Regions from separate parts of the Homo sapiens genome. Here region 1 is linked to region 2. Evidence: read pairs that join two places in POLR2A ChIA-PET (ENCODE). Cell type or tissue: PC-9. All regions are shown on one strand. Links, peaks and the distances in the headings refer to the core of each region. The heading gives the core; the rest is flanking DNA.

Region 1 (10,063 bases), core at 2,452-4,951, 290 kb before region 2:
ACTTGCCTTTAGTTTCATCTACAACATAAGATGTGTTGCATGGCCCCAACACATCTTCCAGCAAGACATCTCCAGATTCTGAATAGTACGTGTGGAGTGGAGTGTCTTGTGTACTAATTGGGACTGGAGGTGTGGTTTGTCACATAGTCAGTAGGAAGGGAGGGTAGAACTCACTTTGATAGTGTTCCAGAGTGGAAGGTAACAGGGCTATTATACAATGCATTCAACAGTCTGGTTCTTGCATTTTGGGGGGGAAAATCAATGCCAGGTTTTGATTAGCCTTTCCTATGCCTGTCATCAGCGTATTACGCAGTAAACATCATGCCTCTGTGAGCTTTCGTTTCCAAATGAAATGATCCTAAAGTTTGGAATTTCTCTTTACATGGCATGCTCTTCTGCCATGCATACCACAAATTATTTTCACTGCCCTTCTCTGAACCGTTGCTATTTTTGCTCTGCCTTTTTGATAGCAGCACTGATTAAAGAGTGATTTTATTCTTTTAAATATTAACTGCAAAGATAGAGGCAACAGGACTCTTCAAGGATACACATGGATTTCTTGCTCATAAAACTTCATAATGTGAACAGAAAAGTCAGCAAAGGGGAAGAAAGGAAACTAACTTTAATTGAGTGTCTACAATATATCAAGCTTTCTTCTAGGTCCATTTGATATCTTATCTCCCTTCATTCTCTCAGATGAGGGGCAGTGGTGTGTAGCGGTTACATGCCTAGGCACTTGAGTCAGATAGACGTGGCTTCTCATCAAGGCCTGAGTGCTACCTTACCATGTGACTCTGGGCAATCTATGTAACTTTTCTAAGCTTTGCTTTCCTCAGTGACACAACAACCGTAAAATACTCAGTATTAGCCCAGAGTAAGTACTCAATGAATGTTAACTATCTTTTTGACCACCCTAAAGAATACACCTTATCTACTTCACACTAGATTTTTAAAAACCTAAGGTTCTAAGAAGCTAAGTAAAAAAATTTCAGACCTATATTTATCTGACACTGATGGATATCTGTTGTTTCTCTCTCTTTTTTTTTTTTTTTTTTGAGACAGAGTTTCACTGTTGTCACCCAGGCTGGAGTGCAGTGGCACAATCTCAGCTCACTGCAACCTCTGCTTCCCAGGTTCAAGCAATTCTCCTGCCTCAGCCTCCTGAGTAGCTGAGATTACAGGTGCCTGCCACCATGCCTGGCTAATTTTTTTTTGTATTTTCAGTAGAGACGGGTTTCATCATGTTGGCCAGGCTAGTCTTGAACTCCTGACCTCAGGTGATCTGCCCGCCTCGGCCTCCCAAAGTGCTGGGATTACAGGCGTGAGCCACTGTGCCCGGCCGGATATCTGTTGTTTCTTTTCCCCAGCACCACTCTTTACCCAGGAAACCCATTCTCCTCCCACCCCTATTCCACTTTGTTTTGCTAGAACAGATTCTATCAGGCTCAAAAGTGAACTCTGGAGCAGATAGTATGGTTCAAATCTCAGCTCTGGCCAGGTGTGGTGGCTCACGCCTGTAATCCCAGCACTTTGGGAGGCTGAGGTGGGTGGATCACTTGAGGCTGGGAGTGCAAGACCATCCTGGCTAACATGGTGAAACCCCATCTCTACTGAAAATACAAAAATTAGCTGGGTGTGGTGGTGCATGCCTGTAATCCCACCTACTCGGGAGACTGTGGTGTGAGAATCGCTTGAACCCAGGAGGCAGAGGTTGTAGTGAGCTAAGATCGCACCACTGCACTCCAGCCTAGGTGACAGGGCAAGACTCCATCTAAAAAAAAACAAACAAAAAATCTCAGCTCTACCACTTATTGGCTGTGTAACTTTTGAAAGATTCCTTAACCTTTCTGTGCCTTAGTTTCTTCATCTATCAAACGAGGATGACAAAAATCTTTACCAATTGGATTCTTGTAAAGATTAAATAAGTTAATAGGAATGAAGTACTCATAGCAAGTGCCTCATGCGTGGTAAGTGCTCGGTAACTGTAAAGTCTTTTTCTTCTTACCCTACCTGTCTCCCAGCTATAGGGCTGGGCAAATGATTCAGATCTGGCCATCAGAGTGTCTGTCCTATCTTCTTGTTTACCATGATTGGTCTAGGGCAAGGTCAGCAAAATTTTTCTGTAAAAAGCAGATAGCAAATATTTTAGGCTTTGTGGGCCGTGTGGCCTCTGTTACCACTACTCAACTTGCTATGACAGTGGAAAACCAACTATGGACAATACAGAAACAAATGGGTGTGATTGTGTTCCAATAAAACTGAAATTTATGGACCTTGACATTTGAATTTCATATAATTTTCAGGTGTTATAAAATATTACTCTTATTTTTTTCCCCAATCATTTAAAAATGACAAACCCATTTTTAGTTCATATGCTGCCCCAAAACAAGAGTCAGGCTGGATTTGGCCGGTGGGTCATAGTTTGTTGACTCCTGGTGTGGGCATGGGCATGTGACCCACAAAGGGCCAAAGTCCTGCCACGGGATTTGATACGTGGACACTGGGAGAGAGTATGTGCTGCTTCCTTTTGGATCAAGATTTCCATGGCCATCTTCCTTTCCACAGGGAGAGATCCTGTGTATGGCAGGAGGAATGAAGCCAACAGCAAAAAGAATCGGAGCCCAAGCAGAGCCAGCTAAGAAATAAAGACAGAGACAGCAAGCCCTGAAAACTTTATCTGAGCGTCAAGATCTAGCCATGCCTATTAGTTCCATGAGCCAATAATTCGATTTTTGTTTTTTCTAATATAGGTTATAGTCAGGTTTTGGTCACCTACAGTGGAGTTCTGATAGATACTTAAGGGCTTGTTTTCCTTACACGACATAATACCACCATACATAATTATTTTTAAAAAGGGAACACTAGCCTGTATTGTGTAGTTACCATGTGCCAGGCAATTTGGTAAGTGCTTTCACATGTGAGCTCTCATTGACTTCTTATAACAACGCTCTGAGGTTGGCATTATTATCCTCACTTTACCAAGAACACAGACACATTTGATGCCAGTAGATTGCTTGCTGAGGTACAGTATTTGATGGCAGAATGAAGCAGCTAAAGGGATTAGGGCAAGTGGACTGTTCAGGGCCATTTTCTCACCCACCTCGCTCCCTAAGAAAGAAGGATGGCAGAGTATACTGTCAGGGCACACTTAATCCCTTTTCTGGGAAAGAGGACATGTACTGATCAGAAATCCCCACTGTTCCCTCTTCTGGGCAGTGGGGAGTGGCGGTCCTGGAGTTCTTGCCCAGCTGCCCAGCAGAGAGTGGACGAGCAGCTGAGGCACACTGACGAACAGCCTGGGTTAATCCAGGCTGCAGCTTGCAACTCCCTTGCAGGACCCATCCAGGATTTCCTTCAGAAGTATCACATCACAGCAGCTGGCTGGCTTGACTTTGCCAACTGCTTGACCCCTAGCTGCACAGGAAACTTCAGCAGGTAGAACTTGGCCAGCCTCAGGAGTAGACACACCCTGACCTCCTTAGGATAGAACAGAAAGGCTTGCACAAACAGGGCTTGCACAATAGAGGATGAGAAAGCGGCCAGGGAAAATAATCCTCCACATCCATTAACCCTCACCTTGACACATCAGCCCTTTGAGTTGTGGATTGAAGACAAAGAACTACCATATTAATAGCTGTTACTTATTGGACAACTCCTGTATCTCATTCCATTTATTATAATAGCTCTTATTATCAATTATTGTGTGCCAGATACTTTACCTAAATAATAATAATTATTATATTATATATATATATGTGTATATATATATATATATTTTTTTTTTTTTTTTTTGAAACAGTCTCACTCTATTGCCCAGGCTGGAGTGCAGTGATGCAATCTCAGCTCACTGCAACCTCCGCCTCCCAGCTCAAGCAATTCTCCTGCCTCAGCCTCCTAAGTAGCTGGGATTACAGGCACCTGCCACCACACCCAGATAATTTTTGTATATTTAGTAGACACAGGGTTTCACCATATTGTCCAGGCTGGTCTCGAACTCCTGACCTCAAGTGATCTGCCTGCCTCAGCCTTCCAAAGTGCTGGGATTATAGGCATGAGCCACTGCACCAGCCTAATTATTTCTAATTATCAGAAACCTTGCAAAGTACACATTAAATATTACCTACTATTTTATAGACAAAGAGACCAAGATGACTAGAGGTTACAAAATGATGAACACTAGGAGGGAAGGGGAATTTGCACCTGGTCTGTCTCTATTTCCACCCACTACCATGTGAGATGGGAGATGAAGCAGGAGGAGAGGGGCAATATTTTTCCAGCCTTCAGCAGTTGGACAGGACAGGTCAAGCCACTGGAAATGGAACATGAATCTTGAATCCCTCTTCAAACTTTTTGAAGGCAGGGAATTGTGTTATTTTGTATTTACATGGTATACATCAGCACATAACTCATACTTGGCCCAGAGCAGGAGCTCATTGATGTTTGTAGAATGAATGAGTAAATGAGTCCAGGTGTCTCTTGCTTTCAGTAAAACAGGAAAAGACTGAAGGGGCACTGATTTGATGATGTCCTCTCTTTAAGTTGCTTCCTGGAACTCTTAGAAGTCATATGAACTCTTATGGGCATCTACCTTACCTTTTAGTACAATGGAGTAGAAGTTCACCCAATTTCACGGTAAATTTTATAGGATTGCTTTACCTAATGCCACCATAGGGGTCTAAAACAGGTAGTGCATGTTTCAAAAAATTGTCTCTACTGGACTTTCTTCTTGAGGCAGGGAAAAAATTCTGATTTCACAAACTTGAGGGTTTTCTTGCTGGGCCTTAACCAGGCAGTAATAAGCGCTGGGTGCTGAGAAAGTTAAGCAGAGACCTTTAAAATGGGGATGGAGGGCAAGGCAAGGAAGGAAAAATTGGGCACAAAGGTCAAAAGTTGGAGCTTTGCCTATTCTATTCCCTGGCCAGCAGGCAGGCCCTGAACTCAATTCCCTTTTGCTTGCTCTCTGGGGCAAGGCTGAGTTAGCAAGCTATAAATTCCACTAGTCCAAGTGTGAGGAATGTGGAGATGAATGTGGAGAAGTCTTCGTTCCAGAGGAAAGGGCACAACAGCGGGCCAGCTGGAGACGGAAGACAGAACATATCCCAAGTGCGAGCCAACAGAGATTTGAAATTAGAATCTGGGCTCAACCTGCACCTGGGTTTTAAGAACTCTGTGATTGTAAGTGGATAGGGCTGTCAAGTAGTTGGAAGAAAGTGTGTAGAGTCCTGAGGTGACATGGAGTTGATTTGCCAAGAAAAATTATTAGCATATTTATCTGATCATTTGCGTCAATGTGTCTTCTTGGCAAGGAGAAGCATTTGTGCAGGGAACTAATGAAAGAGGAAGGTTAAAAGAAGAGGAGGGCCCCATAAGGTAAGCAGGAAGTCAAGTGGTACCCAGAGAAGCCCATCTGGCTTTGCCATCAAAGGCAACTTGATGGAGATGGAGAAGCTAAATGACTGGCCACATTTCCCATGTGTTGTGGGGTGACACCCTCTCCTAGAACCTGGGGACTGGGATCCAGGCCTGGAGCTTACTTTGGACTTTCTGTGGAGGATAATTTTTATTGGGAAGTGTGGTTTGAAAGGTAAAACTGTTGAAGACCATCTATCTTTGAAGATCAGCGTTTGCTGGCACTCACTGAGGATTTCTGGATTCTTGGAAATCTAACAACTGCCTCTTTCCTCACCACAACTAGGTATAAACAATGAATAATGTGGGAACTAAGAATTCAAGGATGATGGCCTTCTTAAGGTTTGCTTTGAGTTCAAGGATTTAAAACTATAGATAGAGACAGGAGGCAGCCAAGCATCCCCAGTGAAACCCCACCTCCAAGCCTAAAAGTCTGAAGGCTGAAAAACCAGACTGATGGTCCCGGATGAAGCGTACCGTTTCCCGATTGATTCTCTCTGAATAATGCCCACCTGCGCACTGGGGGAGGTGAGTGGAGCCAGGGAAAGTTCCTGCCATTTGCAGGGGAAGGAGCCTGGCCTCTTCAGTTCCTGTGTGGTGACCTGGGAATCGGTCTATGAGGTGGGAGATCTGTTAGTAGGACTCTATCTCACTTTGCTCAGAGTTCCTTTTTCGTTTTTTCCTTTTCAGCCAATAAACCCTGCCCTACTCACACTACAATTGTGTCTGTGTGCCTAAATTTTCCTGGTCGTGTGACAAGAACCTGGTGTTTTTCTACAACACTATGTCCTCTTAATGTGACTTCATCCAGTCATAGGATGCATAAATAGCTGAAAAGGTATTACATCAATGGCCAGAAAGTAGGGGTTTCAGGAAAATTCTCCTTTAATGTGTGAGACTGGGCAAGCCATTTAACCTCTTTGTGTCTAATTTTCCTTACCTTTTAAATTGAGTTAATAGTATCTTGTCAAAGTAAAATAAAATGATAAGTGGCCGGCCAGGCGCGGTGGCTTATGCCTGTAATCCCAGCACTTTGGGAGGCCAAGGCGGGCAGATCACCTGAGGTCGGGAGTTTGAGACCAGCCTGACCAATATGGAGAAACCCCGTCTCTACTAGAAATACTAAATTAGCTGGGTGTGGTGGCACATGCCTGTAATCCCAGCTACTAGGGAGGGTGAGGCAGGAGAATCGCTTGAACCCAGGAGGCGGAGGTTGTGGAGAGCCGAGATCACGCCATTGTACTCCAACCTGGGCAACAAGAGCAAAACTCCATCTCAAAAAAAAAAAAAAAAAGATAAGTGGCCAAGTGTTTTTTAAGTATGCAAACTGAGTCAACCGTGTTACATGAAAAGGGTTTGGGAATCTGGGTTTAAATACCCATTCTGTGATTTACTACCTGTATAATTTTTATTTATTTATTTATTTTGAGACGGTCTTACTCTGTCGCCCAGGCTGGAGTGCGGTGGCAGCATCTCGGCTCACTGCAACTGCCTCCTCTGCAGGTTCAAGCGATTCTCCTGCCTCCGCCTCCCAAGTAACTGGGATTACAGACATGTGCCACCACATCCGGCTAATTTTTGTATTTTTAGTAGAGATGGGGTTTCACCATGTTGGCCAGGCTGGTCTCGAACTCCTGACCTCAAGTGATCCGTCCACCTCAGCCTCCCAAAGTGCTGAGATTACAGGCGTGAGCCACCGCGCCCCAGCGTATAATCTCGGACATGTTTCTTAACTTGTCAGTGCCTCATTTCCTGATCTCTAAATACTTCTCTAAAGCATTGTAAAGATTAAAATAATGTATGCAAATGACCCAGCTTATATATGGAGCTTTATAAATTCTACTGATTATGATAATGACTCTTTTTTTTTTTTTTTTTGAGACAGAGTCTCACTCTGTCGCCCAGGCTGGAGCACAGTAGCGCAGTCTCGGCTCACTGCAACCTCCGCCTCCCTGGTTCAAGCTATTCTCCTGCCTCAGCCTCCTGAGTAGCTGGGATGACTGGCGTGCATCACCACGCCCGGCTAATTTTTGTATTTTTAGTAGAGACGGGGTTTCATCATGTTGGTCAGGCTGATCTCGAACTCCTGACCTCATGATCTGCCTGCCTCGGCCTCCCAAAGTGCTGGGGTTACAGGCGTGAGCCACCGCACCCAGCCAATAATGACTCTTATAAGCAAGAAATACATATTAAGTGCTTGAAGTAATACTTAAGTTTGTGCGTGGTAAGTGCTAATTATTATCATCATTAATGTTTCTACCAGATATGAAAAACCATCTAGAGGCAAAATTCCTCTCACCTCTCAAAAATGATTGAATAAAACAGGAGTGAATCCACTGTATGCAAAGCAATCTGAGCTTCATTGGACCTGGAGCTTTTTCTACCACCTCTGGAAATCCTGTTTCACAACAGTTTTTTTTTATTATTATTATTCAAATGGGAACTGTGAAGGGAATAAAACCACTAATATTTAATGCATAGGCAAAACCCAAACTGAGGATAAGCTTTGGACATGATTCCTCAGCAATAACTCAATAGCAACCACAGCCCCACCAGAATAATGTTCTGCCAGGAACCTCAGGGCCAGGGTGGTGTCCTTCCACCAACTCACCACAAGAGATTGTACCAAAGCAGTGGAGTACCAAAGCAGTGGAGTACAAGGAGCCCACATTTTAAAAATTACAGGATGAAGAAGTGGAAGTCCAAAATACTCATAAGACAGAATGTATAATAATCTCATCATAACGTCCATAACTGCTAAAAGAGAACTAACTTTACTGGGATAGTTTATCCAGTAAAAACTTACGATAGGGTAACAAGATTGATATAAACTTGCTAGAAAGCTAATAAAATACGTAGATATTTATTTTTCTAACTCAAGGGTATAATGGTTACACCTAAATTTTTTTCTTCCCATTACATCTTTTTGGAGGCAGTTCTATTTTTCTGTTTAATGAGGCCCTGAAAATATAAATGAAAAGTGTAATATATAAAAATCAAGCAATAACTTCACATGTTATGTGAGGAATTTTATCCCCAAGAGCTAAAAATAATATAAATTCCCTATTATATATTATAAATATTTTAATCTTGAATTAAAAATAGAAACCCGAGTCTTATACAATATATATGTGATTATTAAAAATGTTCAAAAGACAAACATTGAATACAGACAATAAAATTACTGACCTAAAGTAATTTCTTACCTCAAATTCTGGCTGTTAGCCAACTTATGTGACATTTTGTTGACATAAGACATTGATTTAGTGTTAGGAAGGAGGACTTTCTGATGGTGATGTTTCACTGGCTTGGGCAAGGTATTTTGCAGGGAAATGAGTGGACTGATCAATAAATTATGATGCTAACTGAAATGGCTTATCAGCCTTTACCAAATTTCTTTCTTGGATCGAGGTGATGAAATGATTATGCAAGTCAATCTTGCTTTTCCCACCCTCCAAAGCCCTTAAATTAACATAAATGAAAATTTTAAAAAGATTTAGGGTTGACAGACTTAGCAAAAATTAAAACAATACTGGACACGCTCAGTTAAATTCGAATTCAGATAGACAACAGACAATTGTTTAGTATAAGTATGTCCCAAATGCACTATTTTGGACATGCTATATTTTATCTGGCAACCATAAAAACAATAAATTCATAACACTGTACCATCAGTGGATCATAATTATGTAGAATTTTGGGATTGGATTAGATTGAGTTTGTCCTGCAATTCTACTTTTAGGAATTTACGAAATGAAAAGATAATATTCATAAAAACATCTGTGTAAGAATGTTCACAGAAGCGTTACTTATAATAGTCAAAAATCTAGAAACAACCAAATGTTTATCAGCATTATTCTGGATAAACAATTTGCCTTTTTAACAAGTTCCGAGGTGCTGCTGATGCTGCTAGTTCAGGCACTATACTTAGAGAGCTACTGTTCTAGAGAGATCGATAGCTCAGAGTCAGGGTGACTACAAGTCAAAAGCAGAAGGGGGTCCTGAGACAAGTGTCAGGATAATTAATTACAGACCTGCATCCGGGAGCAGCAAAGCCAGTCATGTCCCGGATCCCCCATTACCACCACCACTGAGTAGCCAGCAGCCGCAGCAGCCCTGGACCCTGGGTTAAAACCCCAAGAGACTACCCCTCCAAATAATGTAAACTTCCTATTTGGAGGGATAATGTTGTATGGGGATAGAGAGCTGAGAAAGACAAATAGACACTTCCAAAATAGACCCAGGAGAAATAAAAACTATGTTATCTTTGCTTAGGAAAAAAATGTATTGAAGTCTTCCCATGCCAAAGTAAAACCCTACTTATTCTAGTAATGAGGTAGGGAAGGCAAAGGGTCTTCAGCCTGCTTGTCTGCCCCATGCCCATGCTCCCTAAAGTGACATCTTTTGATCAAGCCCCATCCACTTACACACAGCCACAGCCACACTTTCTTTTAGGGGAGAGACCTGTTGGGAAAAACAAGTCTGAGTAGCTGCAGAGGAAGCCCATGCCAGATACCTAAAATCCAAACAGACAACTAGCGATCACCAGACAGACATCAAGATTAAGAAGGAGAAAGGACAAACTGACCAGAGGAAGCAGAGATGTCTCAGAGAGCAGTGAACTTGCAAGAAATACTAATTTGTGTACTAGGAG
Region 2 (10,063 bases), core at 4,909-7,408:
CAACCATAAAATCTGAGTGGCATATAACAGCAAGCCAATTATCTGGCCAGCTCTGTTTCATGCTGCAGGTCTGTGGGGGCAGTTGGGGAAGTTCAGCTCCCCATATCTTCATTTTGAGCCGTGAGCGGAGGGGACAAAAATCTATGCAAGGAAGGCTGTCTTCATAGCAGTAGCATGAGATTTGTTTCTATTAACATTGTCTACAAAATATTGGATACATGTATACATTAAGTACTTTATTTCAATTTAGCACATACATATCTGCTCATTTACCAAGGCGTTTTTTGTGAGTATGAGTTGCCTAGGTGGAGTTCTGAGTTGTTTTTGTTATAAGATATTGTCTTTTCAAAGCATTCAACTCAGTTTTCATGGAAAAAAAAAACCTTTCTTCCTTTTTGTTTTATGTAATATGTAAGCCAGTTACGTAATTACATTAAGAAGTACAACTGACATGAACACATTTGGGGACAAATACAGCTGAGTCTTGACAAGCATGTAACAACTAATATGAAGAGAGGTGTATGTGGTCCTATTTGGAGTAGTGTTTTATTTTTGAGCAATCAATGTGCATATTAGAATATTTACAGAGAAAATAAGGAAACTAAGATAAATTTGTCCTATTTAATCTCTTAAATGGAGATTGGATACAAGAACTGTTACTGTGAAGAGCACATTTTGAAAATATTTGCTAAATTCTGATTCTTCATATTTTGTTACTGCAATATCATCATCACTGTCCTCTTCTCCATTCCTTTAGAATTTTTTCCATGTCTTAAAGCTGTCAAGATTTGGCTCCTACCATTTTTGCTTTGGCTCATTATTTATCCTAGTAGAGCCAGACTTCACTCATACTTTTACTCTAGGAACTGGTTGACATATTTGACATATGTCTTGATTCTTACGTATTAAAAGTAACTGAAGTTCAAAAATTCATAAACTGTAAGCTGATTTAGTGTTCTTTTTAGTCCAGTATGTTGCAACATTTCATAAATAAAAGTGTTATTCTCTAAAGTGAATAATACCAATACTTAAGTTTCACAGAATCATAGGGTTTTAGAGTATGAAGCAAAGTAGAGATTATGTAATAAGCATTGTCTATTTTCTGGTGAAGAAAATGAACGTGAAAAATTTTTGTAGCTTTTCTTAGATCACACAGCAGTTAGTGGCAGAGACAGAAGTGGAATTTTTGCATAATTTACTTTCAAATACCATTAATTATTTTAAAACAATTGAATATTTTGAAATTTATGTGAGGGACATGGCAAATAGACCCAGTATTATTTTTGTACTCGTAAATACCACATTGTGATGGCAAGCCTTTTAGAAAGGAAATATGAAATTAAATGAAAAACCTAGAAATTAAGGAAGATAGAAGTTTGGTAAAAAAATTCTTAATGTATATTTTGGATTTTACATATGACATAGTTTAAACTGTAGTGGAAATATCATACCATGTCATGGAATGCTTTATCTTTCTATTTGAAATAGTAAATATTTCTAATTAGTGCTGTTAAAAATTTTTGAAATTCCTTTATTGTGACTAGGTTTTAAACTAGAAAAGAGGATAAAAGCTACTTTGTAGTCAGATGTCTATGATCTCTGTCTATGTTTCAGTCTCTCTCTCTCTTTTTTTCTCCTCTCCTCCCCAATCTCACTTTTCTTTTCTGTTCTTTTTCTTTTCTTTTTTTTTGTTGTTTGTTTTCTGCTTTTACTTTAATTTATAATGTCTAGGAAGTAACTAGTAATCCACTATGGCACCTAACATTATTAGTCATGTCATTTTAAGTTTGACAAGTATGTAGATAAATGGTATTTTAGATCCAAATTAAATTTATGTTACTGTTTATATATTATTGATAGTTTCTTTTTAGTAGGAAGGAACTATACTTTGCATTAGCATATGTTTATAATCGCTCCTGATCTTTTATCATGAATTGATCACTTTTTCTTATGAAATGTATTCAGATATGTATTGAAGACTTATTTGAATGCAGTCTGTACATTTTAAGAATTTCAGCTGTTTAATCTCTACAATGTAGTTCCAGCCTTAAGCTCACTGTATATAGTCAGTTGTCATTTAAATTCAGTCTTCCAGATCTATGGTAGGTTAATTTTATCAATAAAGTCAAAAAAATCTTAAACTTTATTCTTTGTTTATTAGCTTTAAGGGCATTATCTTGCTTATAGTATTAAAGTTCATTTTGTTGAGAAATAATTGACTAGATTTTCAAAGAGACATAAAAAGAGATTGTGTGTTATTTTAAAGCTGTGAACTACTTGAAATGTCATGAGATGGGTCTGAAATTAGTTGTAGAATATAGTTATATTATAGGTTATACATTCTTATTTTCTAGAGTAAATTGGCCACAGTAATAATAAGCTACAATTAAAACATGAAACTTTGACATAAAGAAGAAATTGGAATGTTACTCACAGCTGTTGTCATAAAAGAGATTGACTAGAAATTTATTGTCTATTCACACTTAGATCAGCTCTTTTGGAAGGAAGAAATTTAGAGCTAGAACAAATAATATTTAATGCTCATTTTATAAACTGATAGTGAGAAATATAGCTAGAAGCCAAGATTTTTAGTCCTACACATCTGGTTGTGATGATTTTGGAATCTTTACACTCTGATAATATGTCTTTGTTATGATTTTAGAATATTTTCTGGCCCATTCATTAAGCAGATATGGAAGCAAGTACTGAGTCAGACCAAGTTCCTGTCATCCATGAAGAATACTGGACTCTTTTCATTCTGAAAGAGAACAATTCTTTGGATTGTTTCAGGGAACCATTTTACCATATTACATATAAATTGAGTCTATTACTCCTCAATGTTTTCTCTTCTCTTCTTTTTCCTCTCTTCCTCCAAATTTGTTTCTTTTGTTTGACTACTATGTCAGATCAAATTTTAATAAGCATCTAAACACTTCTGGAAAATAATTGGTATGCACCTTTTATGAAATATTTGAACGTTCTCTTAAAGATGAATTTAACCCAATCAGCCACCATTTGATAGCATATTTAAAGAAAATAAAAGAAACACTTAACTTTAAAATAGTGTTTAGGTGGCTTGTATAGGATGCCAAATTATCTCTGAGATAAAAACAGGAGCACATGGTATTTTGTATTTCATTTCATCCCTTAGGTCATAGCTTATTATTAAACATTGTATAGAAAATATCAGTGATCATTGTATGCACTGAGTCAATTTCTTATTGAGAATCTTCCTAGTTTTCTCATTGTTCCTTGAGATTCTGAGAAAGTAATTTAAGATCTCTTTACGTGCATATAATTTGTAGTAGTATACTGAGCTATTGATCTATTAGCCTTACAGCTAAAAGGTTTTCTTGAAATCCTTTCTGTTTTTGAACAAAGATTAAATGTTATTCATGACTCACAGTAATGAAAAAGGAAATATTTATTTTGAGGATAAGCCAATTTATATATTATTGGACATTGCACAGACCACCCAGGCCTGAAGCCTACTGTTTATAGTTAAGGATTTTAAATCTACATATGCTCTTGAGGAGCCAGAGTTATCTATATTACAACTGGAAAGTTTTGTGTCTGCAAAGGGTAATAATTTCATGTTCTCCACCCCTAAGTCCCTCACCCTTGGCTGGTAAAATTCCTGTCAAGATTATTTTATTTCCACAAGAGAAAAGGCTCTTTGGACCTCAGTAATAATAACATTGTGAAATTTCATCTATCAAAGGACTGATGTTTTAATATTGTTGGAAAACACTAGAGTCGTATTTGTCTTCAAAATCAGTTTGTTTGAATATATATGTATGTATATATAGCAGAATGTAGCTGACTTGTTTTTAGTGCAAATTTCTAGTTTCTTTGAAGGTTTATTTTCCTGGCCATCAAACTTTAGAATTCTTCAAGGATTGGTTCTAGTCTCCCTTATTGTCTCTCTTTTTTTCATTGTAAATAATTTATCCCATGCTTATAGCTTTAACTACTATCTAATGTAATAGGAGGGGAGAAAAGAGAAAATGGTGCAAAACAAAAGCTATCAGACATGAATGAACCTCCTCAGCTTCCCATTAGAAGGTCATATCTGTTAGCTTCTATGGTTCTCACTAAAGCAGGAGGCAGGGTCTTTGCTGAAAGAAAGGATAGAGGGTCAAAGGCCTGAAGAGAATTTATGTGGTTTGACGTACTTGTTTTGTATAGATCAGACTAAAATGACAGGTTTACCTGGGCTGTATTCAGGATCCCTTTGAGTGTGGTGATTATGTTTTGTTGTGTGGTTTTCTCTAGCAGTACATAGTTGCCTCATTATAGGCATGGAGAAGGTGATTAGTTTCATCTCCGGTTGGAGTTTTGCCAGGTGGAGGTGATGTAAGAACTGAGGAGAAAGGAGCTTAAGGTGGTAGAGTGTTTCCTAGGGTCATAGAATTTAAGCTGGATAAGGAGGATAGTGAGAAGAAAGTATTGGAAATGGAAAGAACTATGGAGCTAATGAATTGGAAGTGTCTTAAGAGTCCAAAGAACTCTGCCATGAGTGGTAAGTGAGGTCTAGTTATACATTCATATAAAATGTGTGTTATATTATTAACAAGTTAACAAAAAGCAATATTAGAATTTTAGTTCCTTCATGGAGAGGGAATGGATGAAAAAAATTATCATCTATTTATTTCATTTATTTAGATATATAGGAAAAGATAGATTTTGAGCTGAGAAAGTCCTAAATGATAAGTAGGAAGTCACTTTCTAATTTCCTTCTTTTACACAAGATAAGCATTCTAGCCAACCTTCTCTAAAGAATGGAAAACTTGCTGTATCTGATTTCACATGATTGTGGGGGCTTTATTATATAGCAAAAGAAAAACAAAAGTGTTTTTGTGAAAAAAACCATTTCACTGGAAAGGTATTTTTGTCCACGGAAGTTAATAGTAAGCATCAAATAGTTATGTAAGTTTATTTCTTTTTTTATTTGGATTTCGTGATTGTTTTTTGTGATACACTATATAAAAACTTCATGAAAGTATAGAATTATATACGTGATATACATTTCAAAAACTAATGCATGAAACTAAATGTCATGATCAGTATTCTTTTTTTTTGAAATGGAGTCAGTCTGTTGCCCAGGCTGGAGTGCAGTGGCATGGTCTCCACTCACAGCAACCTCCACCTCCCGGGTTCAAGTGATTCTCCTGCCTCAGCCTTCCGAGTAGCTGGGATTACAGGTGCCACCACGACGCCTGGAGAATTTTTGTATTTTTAGTAGAGACGGGGTTTCACCATGTTGACCAGAATGGTCTCGAACTCCTGACCTCAGGCAATCAGCCCACCTTGGCTTCCTAAAGTGTTGGGATTACAGGTGTGAGCCACCACGCCCGGCCATGATCAGTGTTCTTATTTCCCTGTAATACAGTGTGCCCTAGAGTACAGGATAACTAAACAAAGTCCTGTTCACATGTTCACTTTCAGGGGAGATTAAGTACCTACTCTTTTTTGCCCGGCCCTCCCCTTCCCCCTCTCTTCCCTTCCCTCTCCTTTCCTTTATTTCCTTTCCTTTCCTTTCTTTTCTTTTCTTTCTTCTTTTCTGTTTTTTTGAGACTGGGTCTTACTCTGTCTCTCAGGCAGGCACCCTCACCACACCTAGATATTTATTTATTTATTTATTTATTTATTTATTTATTTATTTGTAAAGACGGGGTCTCCCTATGTTTTCCAGGCTGATCTGGAACTCTTGGGCTCATGCAATCCCCCCACCTTGGCCTCCCAAAGTGTTGGGATTACAGGTGTGAACCACCATGCCAGGCCCCTGCTCCTTTCTAAAGATGGTCTGAATATGAATATTTACATGTCTTACTGATTATATACCCTTTGTCTATCAATGATTGCATTTTAGATGACTTAAATTTCTAACAAATGATTTAAGAATTTAAACTGGAATGAGATAACCTTCTTAATCTTTGTTTTAAGAGTGTATTAAGACCAAAATGTAAATCTTTAGGGTCAAGAACATTGAATGGATGCTCATAGATTTAACAAAGAATTCTATTTTGTCTCCTATTTGCTATTTTTTTTTTGGCTGCACAATTAGTAAACCCAATTTACTAATGTTGTTGATATTCTTTATTTGTTTTGTATGTTTTGTTGCTTGTGGAAACCTGATTAGAGCTTTTGAGAGTGTATTTCGGTCAGAAGTGATTTATTTTGTGTATTTAAGCTGGATTTCAGCTGTTTGAGGTTTTTCTCTTAGAAGCCTAAGTTTCAGATAGCATCTAGATTGAAAAGACAGTTCTGCTTAAGATGCCTATCCTAGTCTTTCTTAAATAGTTTAAATTATTTGTTTTTCTAAGTTTCTTATAAGTTTATTTAGATTTTTACCTTAAAAATAACAATTTATGCTTAAACTTGTTGTAGAGGTAGGATTATAGATTTTCAAAATCGCTTTTAAAAATGGCTAGTTTTTTTTTTTTGAAATACGCAATGCACATTTTATTTCTCATTTTTCAAAGCCTGGATTTCCTAATTCTTTTTTTATTATAGTCTTTTAATTAATAACAGCTACAGATATAAGCTTAGAGTTTCCCCCCTACTACACATTGTCCCCGAGGGGACAGAAAAGCATAATCTACTAAGAATCTTGTAATAGATTTCAGAGAGGAAGTTTGCTTTAGGGTTTTTTTTTTTTTTTTTATGAGGAAGCTTTTTTTTTTGTGCAAGTGTGGATTTCTTTTCTTTTTTTTTTAAATTATTATCATACTTTAAGTTTTAGGGTACATGTGCACAATGTGCAGGTTAGTTACATATGTATACATGTGCCATGCTGGTGTGCTGCACCCATTAACTTGTCATTTAGCATTAGGTATATCTCCTAATGCTATCCCTCCCCCCTCCTCCCACCCCACAACAGTCCCCAGAGTGTAATGTTCCCCTTCCTGTGTCCATGTGTTCTCATTGTTCAATTCCCACCTATGAGTGAGAACATGTGGTGTTTGGTTTTTTGTCCTTGCGATAGTTTATGAGAAGGATGATTTCCAATTTCATCCATGTCCCTACAAAGGACATGAACTCATCGTTTTTTATGGCTGCATAGTATTCCATGGTGTATATGTGCCACATTTTCTTAATCCAGTCTATCATTGATGGACATTTGGGTTGGTTCTAAGTCTTTGCTATTGTGAATAGTGCCGCAATAAACATACGTGTGCATGTGTCTTTATAGCAGCATGATTTATAGTCCTTTGGGTATATACCCAGTAATGGGATGGCTGGGTCAAATGGTATTTCTAGTTCTAGATCCCTGAGGAATCGCCACACTGACTTCCACAATGGTTGAACTAGTTTACAGTCCCACCAACAGTGTAAAAGTGTTCCTGTTTCTCCACATCCTCTCCAGCACCTGTTGTTTCCTGACTTTTTAATGATGGCCATTCTAACTGGTGTGAGATGGTATCTCATTGTGGTTTTGATTTGCATTTCTCTGATGGCCAGTGATGGTGAGCATTTTTTCATGCATCTTTTGGCTGCATAAATGTCTTCTTTTGAGAAGTGTCTGTTCATGTCCTTTGCCCACTTTTTGATGGGGTTGTTTGTTTTTTTCTTGTAAATTTGTTTGAGTTCATTGTAGATTCTGGATATTAGCCCTTTGTCAGATGAGTAGGTTGCAAAAATTTTCTCCCATTTTGTAGGATGCCTGTTCACTCTGATGGTAGTTTCTTTTGGTGTGCAGAAGCTCTTTAGTTTAATGAGATCCCATTTGTCAATTTTGGCTTTTGTTGCCATTGCTTTTGGTGTTTTAGACATGAAGTCCTTGTCCATAAAAATGGCTAGTTTTAAAGAAGGGGAATGTGTTAAAAAATTACTTCTACTTTAAGAATTTTAATTAGCTAAATTAATAGCATTCAGTAGGTTGTCTGTAAAAAGTCCTACAATATATAACTAAAGAACATTTCCTTAGTGTTTCTAATTCAGAGGTTACATCCTCTTTTAATATGAAGAGGAATTAAATCATTCCCACCATATGATTTGTCATATTTACTTTTTCCTCTGAAACTAAGTAAGACTTTTTGTAGCTCTCCTGTACTCCAGAGCACACTGTTCTTGTGGAGAAATAAGAATATTGATCATGACATCAAGTTTCTATAAACTATTGCTTTTTTATTTTAGTCACCAAAATATAAGCAATTTTATATGTAATTTTGGCTTATAGGACTTATCAAACTTTTCCTCTATTATTAAAGTTGAGTTTTACAAAAATCATAATGCATAAATTTAAAAAATGTTAACAATATTTTCTAGTCAGACATGAGCTGTCATTATTCTTTGGCTACAGATTGCTGTGTATTTTCTCTCACAAGCTTTTTTTTTTAGAAACTTTTTCAGATTCAGATAATAAATACCTGAAGGAACACCCGAATAAATCATAATTCATTTTGTCTTCATGTGACTCACAGTGATAAAATACTTTTCATGAAGCTTGCTATATCAGGTTACCTATCAGTTTACTTTTAGGAAGGTCATTGTGATTGCTGCCTTCTTGACTATAATCTTTAGAAGAAAGACCTCCTTGAAAATTATATACCACCACCAAAAAAATATCTGTAATCATTGTCTTACTTAGTTTAGGAGCTGTTCAATTTGATCAATAACCAGCCCCCAAGAGCTACAGTATGGTCACATTAATGTACTATGAATTTTTTTATGATTTCAATATGAATGAAGAGAAAAAAGTTGTGCCATGCATTTTATTACCACCCTATGAACTTTAATCTTTAGAAAGTCACTTGATGTCTGCAGGCTGCAGTTACTTTCGTGATTATGTAAAACAGCATTGTCCAATATGGTAGCCACTAGCACATACGGCTATTGAGCCCTTGAAATGTGGCTAGTCAAATGTAGATTGCCGTAAGTATAAAGCATACATCAGATTTCAAAGACTTGGTATGGATAAAGAATGCAAATATTAATAATATTTTATATTGATTATTTGTTTACATGATAATATCTTGGATATATTGGGTTAAGTGAAATATATTATTAAAATTAAAGCCTGGGTGCAGTGGCTCATGCCTGTAATCCTAGCACTTTGGGAGGCCAAGGTAGGCAGATTGCTTGAGCCCAGGAGTTCAAGATTAGCCTGGTCAACATGGTGAAATCCCCTCTCTATAAAAAATACAAAAAAAATACCTGAGCTTGGCAGCATGCGCTTATTGTCCCAGCTACTTTGGAGGCTGAGGTGGGAAAATCACCTGAGCTCAGGAAGTCGAGGCTGCATTGAGCAGAGATCATGCCACTGCGCTTTAGTCTGGGTGATGTCAGAGTGAGACCCCCATCTCAAAGAACAATTAAATTAATTTTATATATTTCTTTTTACTTTTAAAAATATGGCTACTAGAAAATTTCAAATTACACATATAGCCTGCATTATATTTCTTTCTTTTTCTTTTCTTTTTTTTTTTTTTTTTTTTAAGACAGAGTTTCTCTCTGTCACCCAGGCTGGAGTGCAGAGGTGAGATATCTGCTCACTGCAACCTCCCCCTCCCTGGTTCCAGCAATTCCCCTCCCTCAGCCTCCTGAGTAGCTGAGATTACAGGCACCCGCCACCACACCCAGCTGATTTTCTTGTATTTTTAGTAGAGACGGGGTTTCACCAGGTTGGTCAGACTGGTCTCAAACTCCTGACCTCAGGCAATCCTCCCGCCTCAGTCTCCCAAAGTGTTGGGATTACAGACTGGAGCCACCGCACCTAGCCAGCTTGCATTATATTTCTATTGGATGACTCTGCTCTAGAAGATGTAAGATGACCTCTGTGAACCTTTCTAGTCTCAGCACTGTGATGATTCTTAAAAAAGTTTTTTTTTAATTTCTATTTTTTGTGATGGGATCTCACTCTGTCACCCAGGCTGAAGTATAGTGGTGTGATCACAGCTCAATGCAACCTTGACCTCCCAGGCTCAAGTGAGCTTCCCACCTCAGTCTCCTGAGTAGCTGGGACTATAGGTGTGTGCCACCATGCCTGGCTAACTTAAAAAATTTTTTTGTAGAGATGAGGTCTTGCTCTGTTGCTGGGCTGGTCTTGAACTCCTGGGCT

What was found. ChIA-PET counts read pairs that join two places held together with the same protein. Peaks named below come from ENCODE experiments on the same cell type or tissue, not always from the same donor. Only the 100,000 strongest peaks of a DNase experiment are listed, where the experiment ranks them.
Region 1: POLR2A ChIA-PET joins it to region 2 with 29 read pairs; 4 of 35 experiments call an interaction of 5 or more read pairs at or near these places.

The regions. Positions count from the first base shown.
Region 1 is chr11:86,979,868-86,989,930 of GRCh38, forward strand. All of the region lies in intron 2 of FZD4-DT (FZD4 divergent transcript), which reads left to right. Among named protein-coding and RNA genes, the nearest start is that of FZD4-DT, 29 kb to the left of the region's middle. In PC-9, for the core only: no CTCF peak of the experiment used is centred there; a DNase peak (open chromatin) is centred at 3,474.
Region 2 is chr11:87,262,632-87,272,694 of GRCh38, forward strand. All of the region lies in intron 6 of TMEM135 (transmembrane protein 135), which reads left to right. Among named protein-coding and RNA genes, the nearest start is that of TMEM135, 230 kb to the left of the region's middle. In PC-9, for the core only: no CTCF peak of the experiment used is centred there; no DNase peak of the experiment used is centred there.